Linked DNA regions of Homo sapiens: region 1 is linked to region 2. A link is an interaction called in ENCODE POLR2A ChIA-PET data of the cell type or tissue named here. Cell type or tissue: A673. All regions are shown on one strand. Links, peaks and the distances in the headings refer to the core of each region. The heading gives the core; the rest is flanking DNA. Region 1 overlaps WDHD1 (WD repeat and HMG-box DNA binding protein 1). Region 2 overlaps SAMD4A (sterile alpha motif domain containing 4A).

Region 1 (10,168 bases), core at 2,002-6,001, 290 kb before region 2:
CATCAAAAGTCATTTGAAATCTTGCAGTTAGTTATTCTAAATAAGAAACAAGTTAGCTTTTAAAAATCTTGTTTACCAAATTCTCTGAGCATTAATTATGATAGCTAGGAAACTGTTTTAAATGCTGTATTCCTCCCCAGCTGCCTTTTTTAAGGATAGGGGAAAAAGTTAAGCTGTAGTATCACACTAGAATTTAAATTGTAAAATAAACTTATAGAAAGGAAGAGTTCAGAACATATTTTATTCAAAAACTGGTATCTTAAGATAAATATTTAACGCTTGCCTCATATTAAGGTGATAGTTGGCCTTAAGCAATTTTATTTGCTTTTATAGGAGCAATTTTGGCGTTCAGTTATATTTCACAACCACCTTGATTATTTAGCTAAAAATGGTTATGAATATGAAGAGAGCACTAAAAATCAAGCAACAAAAGAGCAACAGGAACTTTTAATGAAAATGCTTGCGGTGAGTAAAATAAATATACTGAAAACGTTAAAGTTAAATGCTTTTCTATAGGTTGAATTTCTTAAAGGTCTGTGCATTAGGACTAAGTCCCACAACCTAAGATTCTTAAGTTTTTTTTTGTTGTTGTTGTTGTTTTTTGTGCGACGGAGTCTCGTTCTGTCACCCAGGCTGGAGTGCAGTGGTGCGATCTCGGCTCACTGCAACCTCTGCCTCCCGGGTTCACGCAATTCTGCCTCAGCCTCCCGAGTAGCTAGGATTACAGGCACACACCACCACGCCTAGCTAATTTTTTTTTTTTTTTTTTTTTTTTAGTAGAGATGGGGTTTCCCTATGTTGGCCCGACTGGTCTCGAACTCCTGACCTCGTGATCCGCCCGCCTCAGCCTCCCAAAGTGCTGGGATTACAGGTGTGAGCCACCACACCCAGCCATTCTTAAGTTTTATCTGGTGGTGTTTTCCCTTGTAAAGTTCTATCTTCTAGTTGGTCTTGCAGTTAAAATTTTTTTCTTTTTTTTTTTTTAGGCGGAGTTTCGCTCTTGTTTCTCAGGCTGAAGTGCAGTTGTGCAGTCTTGGCTTACTGCAACCTCCACTTCCCGGGTTCAAGTGATTCTCCTGCCTCAACCTTCCGAGTAGCTGGGACTACAGGCGTGTGCCACCATGCCTGGCTAATTTTTGTATTTTTAGTAGAAACAGGGTTTCACCACATTGGTCAGGCTGGTCTTGAACTCCTGACCTCAGGTAATTCACCTGCCTCGGCCTCCGAAAGTGCTGGGATCACAGGCATGAGCCACCGTGCCCAGCCTAAAATAAATAAAACAGTACCTTGTAGCTAAGATCATGTGCAGGAATAAACATCTCTAGGGCTACTTCCCTTTTGCTTTTGCCCATCAGTCTATGTTTTAACGGGCTCTCAAGGTAACTGAGAACCACTGCTCTAGTTTCTGTTATTATTTTACAAAGTTTGAGTATATACTGTTTTTTAATCTCCAGGGCTGGGCAATCTTAAGAACTTTGATCGGGCTGTTAGATATGCCTGCCTTTTGTCATCCTCTTTGAGTTAGGCAGCTGTGTGTGATGAAAATTTATTTGTGACCAGTGGCCAGGTTTGGTGTCTAGAATATTTAAGTACATTTATCTTTGGAGCAGGGTGTCTTAAAGTTCCTGTGCTTGTGTCCCCACTCAAGGTTGGTTTATGGAGAGGAGTATAGTATCATTTCTTCTTTATTTGTCTTACACTAGACTTTATGCCCCAGAGGGCAGAGACCTGCTCACTGCTGTATGCCAGGCACTGACATGGTGGCTTAACACATAGTAGACCTCGATATTTGTTGACAAGAGTGAATGGTCCAGACTTTTAATTTTAAAATTGGAGAAAAAAGGTTCTTAGAGAAAAGTGGTATATGAGACCACAGAGCAAATTGCCACTCTTGTCTCCAAAAGGTAGTACTCACTACTGTCACCTTTATGCAACATGGCCTTAAGTTTGGTATTAAGAAAACTCAGTTTATTGTAGAAAAAGTTTTATTCCTTTTATAAAGTGTTACTTGTGGTCCAGGAACTAGTAGCCTTTTTATTTGTACAACACATATAAGGAAACATATTTCATGTATTTGCTATTTAGCCTAGAGGAGCTTTTCCCTGTGGCAGTGTTTCTCATATCAAAAATACCAGGGGACTCATATCAAAGATGCCAGGGCAGGAGGATATCTTGAGCCCAGGAGTTCAAGGGGATTGTTGAGTTCTTCTTTAGCATTCCTGACCCCCGGGCAAATGCCTTTAGTTCAGAATAGTCACTGTGGAAACCAGACTATTCCTTTTTATTTCTTTTTTTTTTTTTGAAACGAAGTCTCGCTCTGTTGCCCAGGCTGGAGTGCAGTGGCGCGATCTCTGCTCACTGCAAGCTCCGCCTCCCAGGTTCACGCCATTCTCCTGCCTCAGCCTCCCGAGTAGCTGGGACTACAGTTGTCTGCCACCACACCAGCTAATTTTTTGTATTTTTAATAGAGACTGTGTTTCACCGTGTTAGCCAGTATGGTCTCGATCTCCTGACCTTGTGATCCACCTGTCTCAGTCTCCCAAAGTGCTAGGATTACAGGTGTGAGCCACTGCGCCCGGCTTCCTTTTTATTTCTAAATGCCCCCTGAGGCAGTGTACCATCCCGATTAAGAAGTACTGATTATAGATAAATGATACTAAAAATCTTGAAAAGGGCATCCAGGTGAATATCTAAAGCTTTTGTGCTGATGGATCAGACATGGAATATCTAAGTAAGAAAATAGTTCTAATACACTATGAATTAGGAGACCCTTAGTAATCTTCAAAATACCAACTTTTCTCAGTTTGTTGTTTTTCTTTTTTGTATTTTTTAGAGAAAGGGTCTCACTCTGTTACCCAGGCTAGAGTACAGTGGCAAGATTGTAACTCACTGCAGCCTCAACCTCCTGGGCTCTAGTGAACCTCCTGTCTCAGGCTCCTGAGTAGATAAGACTGCAGGTGCATGCCACCACGCCCAGCTAATTTATTTTTTGTAGTTATAGGGTCTCACTGTGTTGCCCAGGTTAGTCTCAAACTCCTGGCCTCTAGCAGTCCCTCTGCCTTGGCCTTCCAAAGTGCTAGGATTACAGGTGTGAGCCAGCACACCTGGCCCCCTTGATTTTTTTTTTTTTTTTTTTTTTTGAGACAGAGTCTCGCTTTCTCGCCCAGGCTGGAGTGCAGTGGTGCAATCTTGGCTCACTGCAACCTCCACCTCCCGGGTTCAAGCGATTCTCCTGCCTCAGCTTCCCGAGTAGCTGGGATTACAGGCGCACGCCACCACGCCTGGCTAATTGTGTTTTTAGTAGAGACGGGGTTTTGCCATATTGGCCAGGCTGATCTCGAACTCCTCACCTCATGATCCACCCATCTGGGCCTCCCAAAGCACTGGTATTACAGGCGTGAGCCACCGTGCCCAGCCTCCCCCTTGAATTTTTTAAACAAATTTCTTAATTTTCTTGCAATTAGTAGATTAAAGTGGTATGTAATATTTCATCAAATCTAAGCCACTGTTTATTGCATAGTGCACCATTACTTTATTCATTTAAGCCATGGAGACATAAAAATGCTGCCAAACTGACCCACCATTAATTGTAATTAATTGTAATTCCAATTTCAGAGATGTTAAAACTTGTAAAAATGTGCATCTTAGAATTAGGGAGATAGAGTAGCTAGAAAACTATTGTCTCAGTTTTACTAGTAGTGTCAGTATCTTTAAAAAGTTTTACTTGATGTTATTTGATCTCCCCCCCCCCCCCCTTTTTGGATTAGCTTTCTTGTAAACTGGAGCGAGAATTCCGTTGTGTGGAACTTGCTGATCTAATGACTCAAAATGCTGTGAATTTAGCCATTAAATATGCTTCTCGCTCTCGGAAATTAATACTGGCTCAAAAACTAAGTGAACTGGCTGTAGAGAAGGCAGCCGAATTGACAGCAACCCAGGTGGAAGAGGAAGAAGAAGAAGAAGATTTCAGAAAAAAGCTGAATGCTGGGTAAGAAATAATTTAGTTGTTTGAATTTTCCTTTACTGTCTTGAATGTTAAGTTGGTCTTTGCATAGCTCTTTATTGAATAATATTATTTTCTCTTAGTTACAGCAATACTGCTACAGAGTGGAGCCAACCAAGGTTCAGAAATCAAGTTGAAGAAGATGCTGAGGACAGTGGAGAAGCTGATGATGAAGAAAAACCAGAAATACATAAGCCTGGTGAGATACATTTTCAAGCCCATAAATCATGAGAACTATCATGGATGTGGCTTTTCCCATTTTGCTTAACTGAGGGAAATTGAATACTCATACTTTTTTTCAGACCTCTTTGCTATCTGGTTGTTGTATATTGAGGATGACTATATTTTCCCCATTTACATTATATTGCTTTATTTTAATCTGTAGGACAGAACTCGTTTTCCAAAAGTACAAATTCCTCTGATGTTTCAGCTAAGTCAGGTGAGAAATATTTATAAATTTGTAATATCAAGGAAATTTTGCAAGTCATCTGCAAAGTGACACATCTACGCAAATACACCTTAACTCTTAAGGCCACTTTTGGTGTGTGTGTGTTTATGTTTTTGTTTTTTTAATCTCAGATGTTGTTTGTGAAGCTATGGTCATTTAACAGATGTTTATAAAATGCCTATTGAGTGTCAGGCATTTTACTTAATGGTGGATACAGAAGTCAAACAGACATGTGTGGTTGATCTCTGTTTTAATGCTATTTTAGCCCAGCTGAGAAGACAGATGTTGAAGACAGATCTGGGTATCACTGAGGAAGCATGCAGGATACTGGAGAAACAGTTAAAAGGAATTGAAGGCTGGGCGCAGTGGCTCACGCCTGTAATCCCAGCACTTTGGGAGGCCGGAGTGGGCGGATAACGAGGTCAGGAGTTCTAGACTAGCCTGGCCAACACGGTGAAACCCCATCTCTACTAAAAATACAAAAATTAGCTGAGGGTGGTGGTATGTGCCTGTAATCCCAGCTACTCGGGAGGCTGAAGCAGGAGAATCACTTGAACTCAGGAGGTGGAGGTAGCAGTGAGCCGAGATCGTGCCATTGCACTCCAGCCTGGGCAATGGAGTGAGACTCCATCTCAAAAAAAAAAAAAAGGAGTTGAAAATGGTTGCGTACAGGGAGTGGGCCTGGGGGATAAGAGAAGGTTGAAGTAAGGCACTGCTGGCCCTTTTTTGGTGGGGAGCATAAACCTTATAGTACCATTTGACTTTTTAAACTGTGGACATATGTTACTTTGATTTAAAAAAATTAACTTAAAAAACATGTAGAATATGAAAAGAGCGTATGACACATAGCTGTCATCTAGCCAGTGGTGGAGGATGGGTAGGGACTTCAAGGCAGGCCTCATGGAGTGTTTACAGCAGAGACCTGAAGGATGAATAACAGTCAGCAAGGCAAAGGTGCATGGGAACAGGAGCAGAAGAGAAGCATTTGGGCTTAAGGAACAGTATGTGTGAACTGAAGGCTGCAAAAGGGTGGTGTGAAAAGCTCAGAGAGCAAAGAGAAAGTGGTGCTGAAGGGTTTCGGAGTGATGGGCAGGAGCCAAGTCATGCAGATCTGTGTAGGCCATATTAAGGATTTTGGTCTTTTTTTTATTTTATTTTATTTTTTTTAATAGAGATGGGGTGTCACTCTGTTGTCCAGGCTGGTCTCAAACTCAAGCAATTTCCTCACCTCCACATCCCAAAGTTGTTGGACCTGCAGGTGTGAGCCACCACACCCGGTCAGGATTTTGCTCTTTATTCTAAGGTCACTGAGAGACTGTTGTAGGTTTTAAGCAGAGGTATAGCATGGCACACTGTGCTGAAGAAGAACAGATAATAGACTACTGGCCAGGTGTGATGGCTCATGTCTGTAACCTCAGCATTTTGAGAGGCCAAGGTGGAAGGATCACTTGAGACCAGACGTTTGAGACCAGCCTTGGAAACAATGAAACCCTATCTCTACAAAAAGTAAATAATAAAAATATTAGCCAGGCATGGTAGTACACACCGGTAGTCCCAGGTATTTGGGAGGCTGGGACAGGAGGATATCTTGAGCCCAGGAGTTCGAGGGTGCAGTAGGCTATGGTTGCACCACTGCACTCCAGCCTGGGTGACAGAGCAAGACCCTGTATCAAAAAATAAATAGGCCAGGCGTGGTGGCTCACGCCTGTAATTCCAGCACTTTGGGAGGCCGAGGCAGGTGGAGCACTTGAGGTCAGGAGTTCAAGACCAGCCTGGCCAAAATGGTGAAACCACATCTCCACTAAAAATACAAAAAAAAAAATTAGCCGGGCATGGTGGCTCATGCCTGTAATCCCAGCTACTCGGGAGGCTGAGGCAGGAGAATTGCTTGAATCCAGGAGTGGGGAGTTGCAGTAAGTGGAGATCACGCCACTGCACTCCAGCCTAGGTGACAGAGTGAGACTTCATCTAAAATAATAATAAGAAGAAGTAAATAAAAATTAAAAAATAAAGAGACTACAAGCTGGGCGTGGTGGCTCACACCTGTAATCCCAGCACTTTGGGAGGCTGAGGAGGGTGGATCACGAGGTCAGGAGATTGAGAGCATCCTGAAGAACACAGTGAAACCCCGTCTCTACTAAAAATACATAAAAATTAGCCGGGCATGGTGACAGGCACCTGTAATCCCAGCTACTTGGGAGGCTGAGGCAGGAGAATGGCGTGAACCCGGGAGGCAGAGCTTGCAGTGAGGTGAGATCATACCACCGCACTCCAGCCTGGGCGACAGAGCGAGACTCCATCTCAAATAAATAAATAAACAAACAAACTACAGAGGCAGTCCAAATGAGATTGAATAAGGGCCTGAGCTAGGGTGGTGATGGTGATGTTAGAAAGAATGGGCAGAGTTGGAGAGCTATTTCTGAAGATGATGAAGAGAGTGTAGGAGTTCAGGGCGTAAAGAGTGATTCTCAGTTTCTTGTAATAGAAGAAAAACTTAAGCACATTTGAATCTTGAAGGATTAATTTGAACATTCAGTGATTCATGAATCAGGGAGGCACCAAACCGCAAGGGGCTAGCACTCTGCCAGGAGAGACAAAAGGGGAAACTTTTATAAAGTATTTTCAGAAACGAGATAAATAAAACAATTTTTATTGGCTAGATGGAAAGGTTTTTTTGTTTGTTTTTTTTGTTTGGTGGGGGGGGTGCGGATACAGGGTATCTTGCTTTGTCACTCAGACTGGAGCAGAGTTGGAGTGCAGTGATGCAGTCCTAGCTCGCTACAGCCTTGAACTCGTATGCTCAGGTGATCCTCCTGCCTCACCCTACTGAGTAGCTATGACTACAGTTGTGCATCACCATGCCTGGTTAATTTTTTGTGTGTACTTTTTGTAGAGAGAGGAGCTTGCTTTGTTGCCGAAGCTGGTCTGGAACTCCTGGGCTTAAGTGACCCTCCTGCCTTAGCCTCCCAAAATTTTCGGATTACAGGCACAAGTGGCCATGCTCAGCTAGAAATTTCCTGCCTGCCTGCCTGCCTGCCTGCCTGCCTCCCTCCCTCCCTTCCTTCTTCCCTCCCTCCCTCCCTCCTCTTCCCCCCGCCAGGGTGTGACTGTCATCCAGGTTAGAGTGCAGTGGCGTGATTATGGCTCACTGCAGCCTCAACCCCCCAGACCCAAGCGATCTTTCCACCTCAGCCTCCCAAGTAACTAGGACCACAGGCATGTGTCACCATGTCTGGCTAGTTTTGTTTTGGTTTGGGTTTTTTGTTTTGTTGTTTTTTGTTTTTGTAGAGACAGGGTCTCCCTATGTTACCCATGCTAGTCTTAAACTGGGCTCAAGCAGTCCTCCCTCCTCAGCCTCCCAAAGTGCTGGGATTACAGGCTTAAGCCACCATGCCAGGAAAGCTCTTAATTAGAGATTAGTTTGTTAACACTGGCTTGAGTACTTGAGTGAATGATGGTGCCATTTCCTAAGTCAGGAAACACTAGAGAAAAGCAGATTTAGAGAGGAAGATGATGAATTACTGTAAGGTGAGTAGAATGTCGTGAAGACAGATATTTGAATCAGGAGCTCAGGGAAGTATTCTGGTCAAGAGATACAAAGTGAAAATCATTGGCATAAGTATAGCAATTTAAACCATGAGCATGGGTAAGCAAGCATTGGGGGAGAATGTAAAGCAAAAAGAAAAATGAGCTTAAGCCTAGGGAATCTCCAACATTTGAGCATCAGGTAGAGGAAGAGGAGGAACCAACTATTGGAACACAATGAGTCCACAGGTCCAGAGAGGAAGGAACTAAGTCAGGGAATGCAGTATCTCAGAAGTCAAGAGAGGACAAAGTATCAAGAAGTAAGGAACAGTCAGCTATGTGGGATGCCATTGATAGAGCAAACAAGGTGACTGAAAGGTATCCACCAGATTTGACAATGTAGAGATCACTGAGGGCCTTAGCAAGAGGAGATTCTGTAGGGTGGTAGAGCTGGAAGTGCTATATTGTATGGAGGAATGTATGGGTGGTGAGGAAATGATAATAGTGTCAACAGTTCTTGGAAAAATTTGGCTGGATGACCGGGCGTGGTGGCTCATGCTTGTAATCCCAGCACTGTGGGAGGCCAAGGCAGACGGATCACCTGAGGTCAGGAGTTCAAGACCAGCCTGGCCAACATGGTGAAACCCTGTCTCTATTAAAAATACAAAAATTAGCCGGGCGTGGTAGCAGGCGCCTGTAATCCCAGCAATTCGGGAGGCTGAGACAGTAGAATCGCCTGAACCTGGGAGGTGGACTTTGCAGTGAGCCGAGATCACACCATTGCCCTCCAGCTTGGGCAACAAGAGCGAGACTCTGTCTCAAAAAAAAAAAAAAATGGCTGGATGGAGGAGGCGAGAGAAAATGGTGACTGGAAGGAATGTGGGGTAGAGAAGGTTTGTTTTTTGTTTCTTTTTAAGTTGGGAGACTTTAGGGGCCAATAAATAGGGAAAAGTCAAAGATGTAGGATGTCAAGAAACTTGATAGGTCAGGTTTTCTGACAAAGCAGGAGGGCATGGGATGCAGAACACAAGTAAAGGGATTACTAACCTTAGCTCAGACGAGCTGCCACTCTTCCGCAGTAACAGAAGATAAAAGATCTGTACATACTGAATATGTTTCATAGTGGCACGTTGGGGTGGTTCACATTTAATAGCTTTTATTTTGGCTTAGAAGTAGGAAAGAGGATATCTGTTGTTAATAGTTTTGAAAAGTTGCAAAATACATTTGTTTTCATTTAATGGGGATTAAAATACTCTGTCTAGTATTATAGATGTCAGAAGTCATCTATTTTCTACCATTATTAAGCAAGGGTTTCTTTTTTGTGAAAGGTGCAGTTACCTTTAGCAGCCAAGGACGAGTAAATCCCTTTAAGGTAAACTCTTCCAAGTGATGTTTTATATTATTTAAATACATTTGTATACAAAGAAATATTTCCAAATGATGAGATGACTCTCCCCAGACTTGGAGGCATGAAAGACTGATCTGTGTGGAAACAGAAGAAAGCAGCACTTGGGCTGAGAGTTGTCTTTTCTACTTACCTTCTAAGTACCTATGGTTTTGAAAGATACCTCTGTCTTTCTTGGGGATGTGGTATTTGGGAATATACGTATCATTCTTAATTTGGATTGTACCAAATGTATTTAGTTCTAAAGATGAGATGGCAATACAAACTTAACAGAAATTTCAAGAAAAAATAAGTCTCTTGGGATTTTATTTTTCTTCTTTAAACATACAGTGCTAACACTAGTTTGCTCTTTAGGTATCAGCCAGTTCCAAAGAACCAGCCATGTCAATGAATTCAGCACGTTCAACTAATATTTTAGACAATATGGGCAAATCATCCAAGAAATCCACTGCACTTAGTCGAACTACAAATAATGAAAAGTCTCCCATTATAAAGCCTCTGATTCCAAAGCCGAAGCCTAAGCAGGTACTGTTTCAGCTACCCTCATCTGCAGTAAGCAGCATGGGATCTGTTTGTCTTCAGTTTTGTTCACTGTTTCAGATATAGGATAGGAGGTTCTGATTGTTTACAATTGTCTTGCTAGGGAAGTGGGTTCAATTCTGTTTTTGCAGCTAGGCACAGTGGCACATACCTGTAGTCCCAGATACTCAGGAGGCTGAGGTGGGAGGATCACTTGAGCCCAGGAGTTTGAGTCCAGTCTGGGAAACATAAGAGATACCCCATCTGA
Region 2 (10,168 bases), core at 2,121-6,120:
ACGACACAGAGATGCCAAGAAGAATCTGAACAAACAGGCCTTGCTAAACTCCCTTAAGTTTATTACCATTAGATCACATCCTTTTGTCCCCCAATCATACTTCTGCACAACTGTGCATTCTTTATCAAACCTAAGCATAAAATATGCAGATTTCTCTGTTTCTTTGGGTCTTCTTTTCTGAAGCCTCCCATGTCATGCAAAACTTATATTTGAATTAATTTGTATGCTTTTCTCTTGTTAAAATCTGTCTTTTGTTGTAGGAGCCTCAGCCACGAACCTAGTGTTGGGAAAGAAAGATATTTCTTTTCCTTTACGATTGATAGACAGACAGACAGAATGAATGAATGCAAATTGCTGAAGAACATTAGAAGCTATTTAGAAAGGATTCAGATACTAGTGTAAACCCCAAAAGACTAATTCAATAGAAAAAAATGCCCTTTTAACCAAACAATTCCAACATAGGAGAGAATGTTCCTCTTTCTTCAAAGCCAAATATTTTACTATGTTTTATAAGACTAATTAAAACAATATTGTGGTATTCGAGAATGTGTGGGTTATGGAGAGGAACAATCTGCCCCACAAAAATCTTCATTTCATCAAGCAAACACCACATCTATGGTGAGAGTTATGCAGGATCCTCGGAGACTTTTGCTTTGTTTCATTAACATTCACATATCCACTTGGTAAGAACCGTAGCTTGGAACTACGATTTCCATTACAAAGCCTCTGAAATGCCAGGAATGAGTCATGGCATTGTGCAGCCTGGGCAGTGCACTGATTTTCTCCATTAACCAGGCGTACATTCTGACAACTTCCAGGAGAAAGCTGAATGAGTCAGTTTCAGGAATAAACCACATTAGAATACTATGTGCGTGGAGGAGTTAGGGTAATAGGGATTGGTTTTTGCTGCTGTTTTGTTCTTTTAAAACAGAAATATTCATAAAATTCATTTCTCTGAAGATAGCAAAATAACATAGATCCACCCAATTATAAGGATTCTAACACCATGACCAATTTGGTTGCCCAAACATTACAAAGTGTAGTAAAACTGCTAGGATCAAAAATAGCTTTTCAAGGACAGTCCCACAGCCCCCTTAACACAGAGAACACTACCTCTGAACCACTTCCAAACACCTTCTCCTTTCCTGATTTTCTTCTTTGGGTGTCTTACACCACCTGACTTTCACAGAGAAATGGGAAGTCAGGAGATAACAAGTTAGATAACTAAACGACGGAAACACATGGCCAGAATTCAGGCAGAGCATGTGCCGTGTTTCAGCAGGAACAACAAACCTGACTATAAAAATGGATCTCTGGCTTCAGTGGGAAGCAAAATGCATAATGCAAGGCTCTAGACTGCGAGGATCTCTTCTGCATCCTGTCATGTTCCCTGCTGCCATTTCGGTTTTGGAAATTGGAGTCCAAATCTCTTTAACCCTACACGTTCTTGAGAATTGCTTACTGTGTTTATGAGATGAAGGCCTAAAGCATTGTCATCCTGGACCACCTACTAAATAAAGAAATCAGCAATATTAGAAGGCTAGCAATTTCCTGGCAAGGTGGAAATATACTGAAAGAACTAAAAGCAGAATAGGCACAGTGGTTCACGCCTGTAATCCCAGCACTCTGGGAGGCTGAGGCGGGTGGAACACCTGAGGTCAGGAGTTTGAGACCAGCCTTGCCAACATGGTGAAACCCTGTCTTTACTAGAAATAAAAAAAAAAAAATTAGCTGGGTGTGGTGGCTCGTGCCTGTAGCCCCAGCTACTCAGGAGACTGAGGCAGGAGAATCGCTTGAACTTGGGAGGCGGAGGTTACAGTGAGCCAAGCAAGATTGTGCCACTGCACTCCAGCCTGGGTGATAGAGCAAGACTCTGTCTCAAAGAAAAGAAAAGAAAAAAGAAAAGAAAGGAAAGTACTAAAAGCATAAAATGGTTAACATCTTTTTAGAACTTCTGATCTTGTTTGAAACCAATACCATAGGATGATTTGAAAACTGAGTACAACCATGAAAAATGGAGATATCTGAATACGCCAAAGGCACTTTTAATACCAAAATGAGAGGTGAAGTAGTTAGGGTGACTGTCAGGAGCCAGTACATCTCAGATCGAACATGGAGCTGCTGTGGTATTCAGGGGCTCCTTTGTACAGGATCATACTCAGTTGTTCTCCATCTTTCTTAGTATTGAGTCGCGGCCTTGCTTTTTCTTTTTTTGGATTTGGCCTCTAATGTTTAGGCACGAGTCAGCACACACAGATGAATAGATTAACTGAGCTAATTTAAGGGAGCCCTCCCGTGGAAGGATTCTTTTTTAGCCTTCTATATTTAGGCTAAGGTTTGTGCCTGTGCAAGACACTGACTGAAGAACTGAGTTTTCCAAACCTCACGAGCAAGGACTCTCTACCGTGAGATCTTCCTAACAAACCTCTCACTTGTTCATGGGAGCTCTGATGTCCCCATAACCACAGAGTATTAAAACAGGCCAATTATGGCAAGCTCATTTGTACTGCAGGGTGACTCTCGCCTCACTTTCAAAAATGTGGTGAGCACATACTGTGTTGGTATTCAGGCTAGTGAATATCCCTATCTGGTGAAACTCGATAAAACTTAATTTGATATGACAACTCTATTGAATTCTACCAGAAGCAATCACTTCAATTAAATCACACAGTTCCTAAATCTCACATTTAGTAACAAAGTAAAGACTTTGAAGCTCTCCCCTGCTGCAACATTGTTTCTCATGTCCTTACACTATTGCTTAGTCAGACCTAAAGCATAGCTAAGGAATAAGTTTAAAGTTTGACTCTCAAGCAAAAATTTCAAAGGTTCTGTGACTTGTTGGTCATAAAATAAGCTGCTCTCCATGGTAGGGGATTCTCTGCCTTTTTTTTTTTTTTTTTTTTGGAGACGGAGTTTCACTCTTGTTGCCCAGGCTAGAGTGCAATGGCACAATCTCGGCTCACTGCAACCTCCACCTCCTAGGTTCAAGTGATTCTCCTGCCTCAGCCTCCTGAGTAACTGGGATTACAGGCGCCCGCCACCACGCCCGGCTAATTTTTATATTTTTAGTAGAGACGGGGTTTCACCAGGTTGGCCAAGCTGGTCTCGAACTCCTGACCTCAGGTGATCCACCCGCCTCAGCCTCCCAAAGTGCTTGGATTACAGGCGCGAGCCACCATGCCTGGCCTTCTGCTTTCTTTTAAAATCTCTCCCTACTGAGCCAACCACAGTGGCTCACACCTGTAATCCCAGCACTTTGGAAGACTGAGGTGGGACGATCGTTTGAACCTGGGAGCTCGAGAGCAGCCTGGGCAACACAGTGAGACCTCATCTCTACAAAAAATAAATTTCAAAATTCGCTGGGCATCATGGCACGGGCCTAATATTCCCAGTACTCAAGAGGCTGAGGTGGGAGGATCACTTGATTTCCAGGAGGTTGAGGCTGCTGTGAGCCGTGATCATGCCACTGCACTACAGCCTGGGTGACAGAGTGAGACCCTGTCTCAAAAATAAAATAAAATCTTTCCCTAGCCCACTTATTTGAGTATCATTTAGGGCATAGGTAATGCTAAGGGATCTACCACATTGTCACAATGATAAGAATGTCAATAGATTCTCTTCTCATGTCTTTGACATTTAAAGACATCTGTAGAAAGGTAGACACCATCTGTGTCCTCCTGCTGGCAGAGACTAAACGCCTGCATGGTAGAAACCACACCAGTAGAAACCACACCAGTATCTACACCAGTATCTACACCAGTTTCTACACCAGTAGAAACCACACCAGTACCTGACCAGTGTCAGAAGGGCCTTTAGAGAACAGAATCAATTATCCATTGCCTTCTCTTTTGTTTCACAAATTCTTGGGCATGCCGAAGAGGTCAAGTTTTGAACAAGCTGCTTTTACAGTCTTACTTTTTTAGAGAACCTCATGCAAAAAATTTAAAAGCAAAAAGCAACTTAAAGGAGCAGCAAAACTCCTGCCCTTCCCTCCCTAAAAATGGAATAAACTTACTTGGCAGTATCTCTGCTGCCACTGAATATATTTACTGCTTAAATGAGACAAACCTCTTGCCAGGCTTCTTGCCGACTCTGCAGGGACCTAGGCCTCCTTTGCATAAACACTTCTTTCCAGAGAAAAGAATGAGAATGCCACACTTTAATATTTTGGCATTCCTTGTTGGATTCAAGTGGAATGCTAAAATGGATTTAGGTCCCAGAGGAGAGAAGTGAATGAATTTTCATCACTCCCCCGACTTAATTCTATGTGCCCTAAGCGTGGCGTCTGATGACTCAGAGTAGGTTCCATGCTCAGATAGAGGCATCAAACGCTTCAGAAAGTAGGGAAGAGTGGCCTCCAGAGTTCAGCTCTCAAAAATAAACCAATCCAGATCCATGAGCTGAGGTCTGAAGTTTAAGAGCGATAGCCATTACTATTTACACAGACAGAAGACCGAAATTTGATCTCCCTTCAGCTCAGTCAATAAGATGACCGGAAGAAGTGCTAGGCTCTCTCTTCTTAGACTCAGCTGCCTAAGGCCCTGTAGATGGCCTGCTGGGGCTGGGCTGCTGCTCCCTCCTAAGGGCTGCAGAGCCCTCCCACCCCTGCCCACAGGACCCAGGGCTTCGGTAGACAGCTTTGTCCCAGTGATGCCTGGGCATCCCGAAAGCAGGTGAGAATTCAGTGGACTTCCAGAGTGTTCCTTCTAAGCAGCTGAGAGGTTAAATGAAACCAGTCCAAATTTCCAGTGCTAAAAGCAGCAGGCAGCCCGCTATGCTGACGCTGCCGTCACAAAACCCATGGTTGAGTACAAGGTAGCCATTATTTATTCATGATCCTGAGAATGTTTTTATTGCCTGTATTGTTTTCTAACTTTGGAAGCACCAAATAAGGATGACTTTTGGTGCAAGGTAGGAGCCAGGACTATTTATATGATCTCATTCTTTCTTACATAATATATTAAACAGGCCCTTTAGGCCTGAGCGTGAAAGAGCCAAATTCTAGCTCTGGACAAACATGTGCTGCTCCCATTGAAATTGGGGTGACTTGGCTGTCAGACAGCTGTGGGGCAAACTTTACTCTTCAGCAAGGATATGATGGATAAAGAATAGTTTCCAAGCATGGATTATAGTGCTCTGGAAAAGAGCCACTGGAGGAATATGAAAGTAAATTCCTTTAAAGCCCAAATCAGCAAATACTTCCCATCATTTACAAATATGCTTGTCTACCTTCCAAGCCTGCAAGGTAACCTTCGAGAAAGGGTCCCAGGTACCTCTCTGGAGATCATTCAAGATCTCTTCCGGTGAGTCTCTAATGCCGGCAAAATGTATCTTGGGCCAGAAAATCACTCTCCTAACTGTTAACACGGTGATATTTCACTCTTAGTCACTTCGTGGGAAGATGCATAGCTGGTTTCAGAGCAACAAATTACTTTACAGTTGCACTTCATCATTTCATTGTTCCCATGTTACAGACAGACATTTTATGGTAATTGATCTTGATTTAGTACATACATAGACTTATTTACATGCTACCTTGTACCAAAAAGAATTTTAAATGACTTACATGTGGTCTTAGAAATTGCCCTACATCCTTATAACCCTTAAAAAATAATACTATTCTTGTCTAATAAGTTAGATTTAAAAAAAATTCATGATAACCTTTATGCAGCTAAAGTTAAAAGCAGATCAAACCTAGTGTTCAAATCCTCCAATTTTTAATTTGGAAAACAAATCCCAGGATGACAGGGCACCCTCTCAGGGGCCCTGTGAACCTTAGTCAGCCTTTTCTGAAGTCTTACGGAATTCCAGCTATAGATAGGTAGAAGAGGAGGCAGAGAGTGACAGATTCCACATCATGACAAAGTGAGACGTCTGCAGATGACTGAAAATAGTCTCCCACGGTTGGTTTTAATCTTCCCACCTTCCCTCCACCCTCGTACACCCTTCTGCGCTTAGGAAGAGTAAAGATGACTGCATTTAAGTGGCTGACAGGCATCCCAAGGCTCGAAAAAATTTAAAAGAGGGAAAAAAACACAAAAAAAACAGCTGGATGTGGTGGCATATGCCCGTACTCCCAGCTACTCCAAAAGCTGAAGTGGGAGAATCGCTTGAACCCAGGGGTTCCAGTCCAGCCTGGGCAACAAGGCAAGACCCCATCTCAAAAAAAAATAAATTTAAATTAAAAACAAAAACAAATTCCAAAGCAGAATGGCTGACTATACCCTGAAGAAAAAAAAAAAAAAAAAAACACTATAAACAGAAAAGGAAGCAGTAGATGGGGGTAATGGTGTGACATTTTCCTTCTCCCCATCTCCCAATCTCCCCCTAACACTACTCTCCATTCCTGCCCCCACCCCAATGCCTCTGCAGCACCACCCCTTCTCTTGCCCCAAAGTTCAGCTTCCTGCTAGGGCCCTGTCGCACCTCTTCCCTGAGGTGTCAATTCAGGCCTATGCGTTGAGCCCTGATAATCCAAGCTTTGATTTCATGCCTGCTGGCAGCTGGTTCATTGCCACATTCACTGGCACTGAGATGTAGAAACCTACTCTGAGACAGGTTCAGATTCAGGCTTCACACACACCCACTACAGAATTCTGGAAGACTGAGTTCGTTCCACGTGTTCAGTAAAGTCCAAGATTCTAGGCCTGACACTTGTCCCAAGCTGCCCTCTGCACCTCTCACCTTCTCTAACCCTGTGCCTCACTCAGCCCAGCCTCTGCCTTGGCTGTGCTTCCTCCTGGACAAACACTGCCCACCTCTCCTTGAAGGCCAAATCTATACCTGTCCTTTGACAAACTCATTTAACAATCACTCCCATTGCACTCACTAGGTGCTGTTCTAAGCACTTTCCATATCTCACTTAATCCTTACAACACCCCTAGGTACTATTATTATCCAGATTTCAAAGATGAGGAAGCAGAAGCATGGAGATGGGACCTAGCTTGCACAAGAAGCCACAACAAATAAGTAGTAAAGCCAAGGTTCAAACCCCAGAATCTGTGTCCCTAACAGTGATGCTGCTGGGCTGGGCTGCCTCTTCCATAAAACTCCCATGTCCCAACTCCAGCTAAAATTACTTTTTCCTTCCAAGTTCCAGAGCCCTTCAGTGATCTTTCTCTTACGATCTAACCATTTTCTGCCTCACTTTCGCCACACTTATCTTTCATTTTTCATCTTTCCTGGCAGATGGTAAGCTTCTTGAAGACAGAATCCATGTCTGATTCAACTTGGGTCCCCTCAGCCACGCCTGAGCTCTGCACATCCTCGGTGGGTGCCTGTCAATATTTATCGGTGGAAGGAGGGGAAAAAGAATTCACTCAGCTAAGGGATCTCCTGCTGGAATGAGGAACACTTCCTTCTTTGTGTTCATCTCTATGTGGCTGCAATGTTTATATTTACTTTTGTTGTTTTAGGAGCAATTTTAGCTGCTATTGGTAAGGAATGCAGGTAGTCTTGAAGGTCAAAGCTATGTCTTATGAGCATGGGAGGCAACAGCAGTTAAGTTCTCCTCTGTTCCCTCCACATACAAGAGCTACTTGTAGAGGTGGTAACAATGATATGAAGACAACAATTGCAGCAATAACAACAGCTACCATCAATCACATACCACGTGCTAGGCACTTTATATCCTATATTTGTAATTCTTTCAATAAGCCTACAAGCCAGGCTTTATTATCCTTATTTTACAGATGGGAATTGTGATTCAGAAAAGTTAAGTCATTTGGCCGAGGTCAAAAGCTGGTAAAACATAATGCTGAGGCTTGAACCCAGTTCTGCCTCCCCCAGGCTTCGTCTGGCTCCGTCCTCTACACAGCAATGCCTTTCTTAGCCCTGAAGGAGCTTCGCTTTCTGTAAGAGTTAAGAAAGGCAAGTCACCTGGGCCCATTCATTCTTGGCTTCCTGGATTTCGTGGTTTTGGTCTTTTATGTGAAAAGCTACCCTTACACATGCACATTTCTTCCAAGAAACCAGATGAACGGTAACCTACTTTCACAAAGCTCAGAGAGTCCTTAATGCCTAGGAACAGACTGGACGGCGATCACAAAAATGTACTAAGAGATTTACAAGAGGGTGGTGCAGATGGGGGCGGGGAATGAGGGATGGGGCCAGACAGACTTGCTTGGGGTCAGACAGGCAGAGCGAGAACTAAATGTTCTGTTCGGAAGAAAGGATACATCACTCTTCATTAATCTATAAAGTTGTCTTAGTTGGGCCACAACAAACACTCAGTGCGTTCACAACGTGGCCACAAAAACATTTCACTGGTCTGGGTGTGAACGTTTTTTCTTTACACAGGAAAAGCAGTGCTTTTCACCCCAGGGGGCTGGGGGGGCAGAAGGGAATCCCTCAAAACGCAGCATACACTTAAACATGATTCAGCTCTGATTCATAGAATCTGGAATATTATTCGATTCACTCCGGGATTCTTGGTGCAAAGCGTTCCCTGCATGCTGGCAACGTCATCTTTCCATGCTACTAAGCGACAGACAACTTTCTTTAACATGCTCTGAAGCTCACAATATGTTTAAGACAGACTTTTCTGTGTGTGAGAGAAAAGAGGTGCTAATTATAGGCAGGAACAGCAATACCTAGTGGGGGCCTAGTTAAAAACCAACACCAACAGTGGACTAAAGAAAGGAGTGCTAGCCGGGCGTAGTGGTGCACGCCTGTGGTCCTAGCTACTTGGGAGGCTGAGGCAGGAGGACTGCTTGAGCCTAGGAGTTCAGGGCTGCAGTGAGCGATGATCGCACCACTGCACTCCAGCCAGCCTGGGCAACAGAGTGCGATCCTGTCTCTCTCTAAAAAAAAAAAAAAAAAAAAAAGAAAGAAGCGTTGCTTCTAAAAATAAAGCTCTCCTTAAATATTCTTTATCAGCTTGTTTCAGCCAAACTTGACACATTCGGTACACATTTCAACCCTGTGACTTTTTTCTTTCCTGAGCATTCCGTGGAAAGCAGGTGCTCAGGGAGAGCCTCCAAGGAGGACAGCAGCAGCTTCCCCTTCTCTAACGGGCTCCAGGCTGGGGCATGTGAACCACTGAACAGTACCTTAGCTGTGTCTCCTCTAATGAGTAGGATGTAAGGGAGAAAATGTGGGTCAAGGGTTCAGAGAGCTTCATGATGATCCAAGCTGTAGCTACTGACTCCACAGCCCTGTGGCTGCGCCTCCTTCTCCCACGAATGGCTTAATGGTGGTATTTCTCCTCAATTTAAATTAAAGGAAGATAAAGCATGGTAGCCTAACCTAAATGTCCTCTGCTCTATGGCCTCGGGCACTGATTGGAGGTTCAGCCTTCTTTGTGAACATTTCAGAGTTCCCTGTCTGTCATTCCTTCTTGACCCTGCAGAGTGATATGGTGGAGAGAGAAGAACATGGACTCAGGAGTCAGACTCCCTGGCTTCACACCCAACTGTGTCACTCACCAGCTTTGTGACTTTAGGCAAGTTACTTAACCTCTCTTGCCTCGGTCTCCTCACCTGTAAAATAGAGATGATGAGAATAGTATCTATGTCATAAGGATGTTATAGGAAGAAAACCAGAAGGGGGATTAAATTAAAACAGTAAGTGCCACATAGGTGTTAACTAGCATTTTTTTTCCTTCCTATCTTCTTTCTTTTCCTTGGTTTCTACAAATGTTTATTGAATATCCACTAGCTAATACAAATAAATACAGACAGGATGTAGTCTTTGCCCAAGTAAGGACAGAGATAGAAAGCTACAGTAGAAAAAATCACCAGTCTGGCATTTGGGGAAACTGGACGCTGGTCCCAATACTGTCATTAACCCCTCTGTGGCTTTCTCACCTGTAAACTCCAAGATCCTTTTAGGGGATCTTGACAAATAGAAAATAAGTTCACTGCCAGGCCTCACATATCATGCCATCTGAGCGATTCTATGATAAGTACCCCCTAAACTCCAAGGGGAGAGAAATGGCTTCGAGTTGGGCCAGTCCTAGAAGGCATCAGAGACCCAGAATTTGTGCTCGGCCCTCGAGGATGGCTTGGAGATTGGGAGATGGAGGTGAAGAGAGGCTGTTTCAAGTAGAGGAAAGGTACTGTGCAAAGGCACAAGTTGTATGTAGGAACTAGGCCACAGAACATGGGGCTGTATCTGAGAACTGGTTTTGGGAAAGCAGGAGGGACAAAAACTCACAAGGTCAACTTGT

The links. ChIA-PET counts read pairs that join two places held together with the same protein. Peaks named below come from ENCODE experiments on the same cell type or tissue, not always from the same donor. Only the 100,000 strongest peaks of a DNase experiment are listed, where the experiment ranks them.
Region 1: POLR2A ChIA-PET joins it to region 2 with 24 read pairs; 3 of 35 experiments call an interaction of 5 or more read pairs at or near these places.

What each region holds. Positions count from the first base shown.
Region 1 is chr14:54,956,772-54,966,939 of GRCh38, reverse strand. WDHD1 (WD repeat and HMG-box DNA binding protein 1) reads left to right here. Exons shown (of 26, transcript NM_007086.4): 18 at 334-465; 19 at 3,768-3,988; 20 at 4,087-4,202; 21 at 4,389-4,442; 22 at 9,305-9,348; 23 at 9,736-9,906. Among named protein-coding and RNA genes, the nearest start is that of GCH1, 59 kb to the right of the region's middle. In A673, for the core only: no CTCF peak of the experiment used is centred there; no DNase peak of the experiment used is centred there.
Region 2 is chr14:54,668,103-54,678,270 of GRCh38, reverse strand. The region is part of intron 2 of SAMD4A (sterile alpha motif domain containing 4A); the gene reads right to left. LOC112268133 (a long non-coding RNA gene) reads right to left here. Exons shown (of 2, transcript XR_002957606.2): 2 at 9,617-10,168. Among named protein-coding and RNA genes, the nearest start is that of SAMD4A-AS1, 15 kb to the left of the region's middle. In A673, for the core only: no CTCF peak of the experiment used is centred there; DNase peaks (open chromatin) are centred at 2,510 and 4,170; H3K27ac peaks cover 408 bases.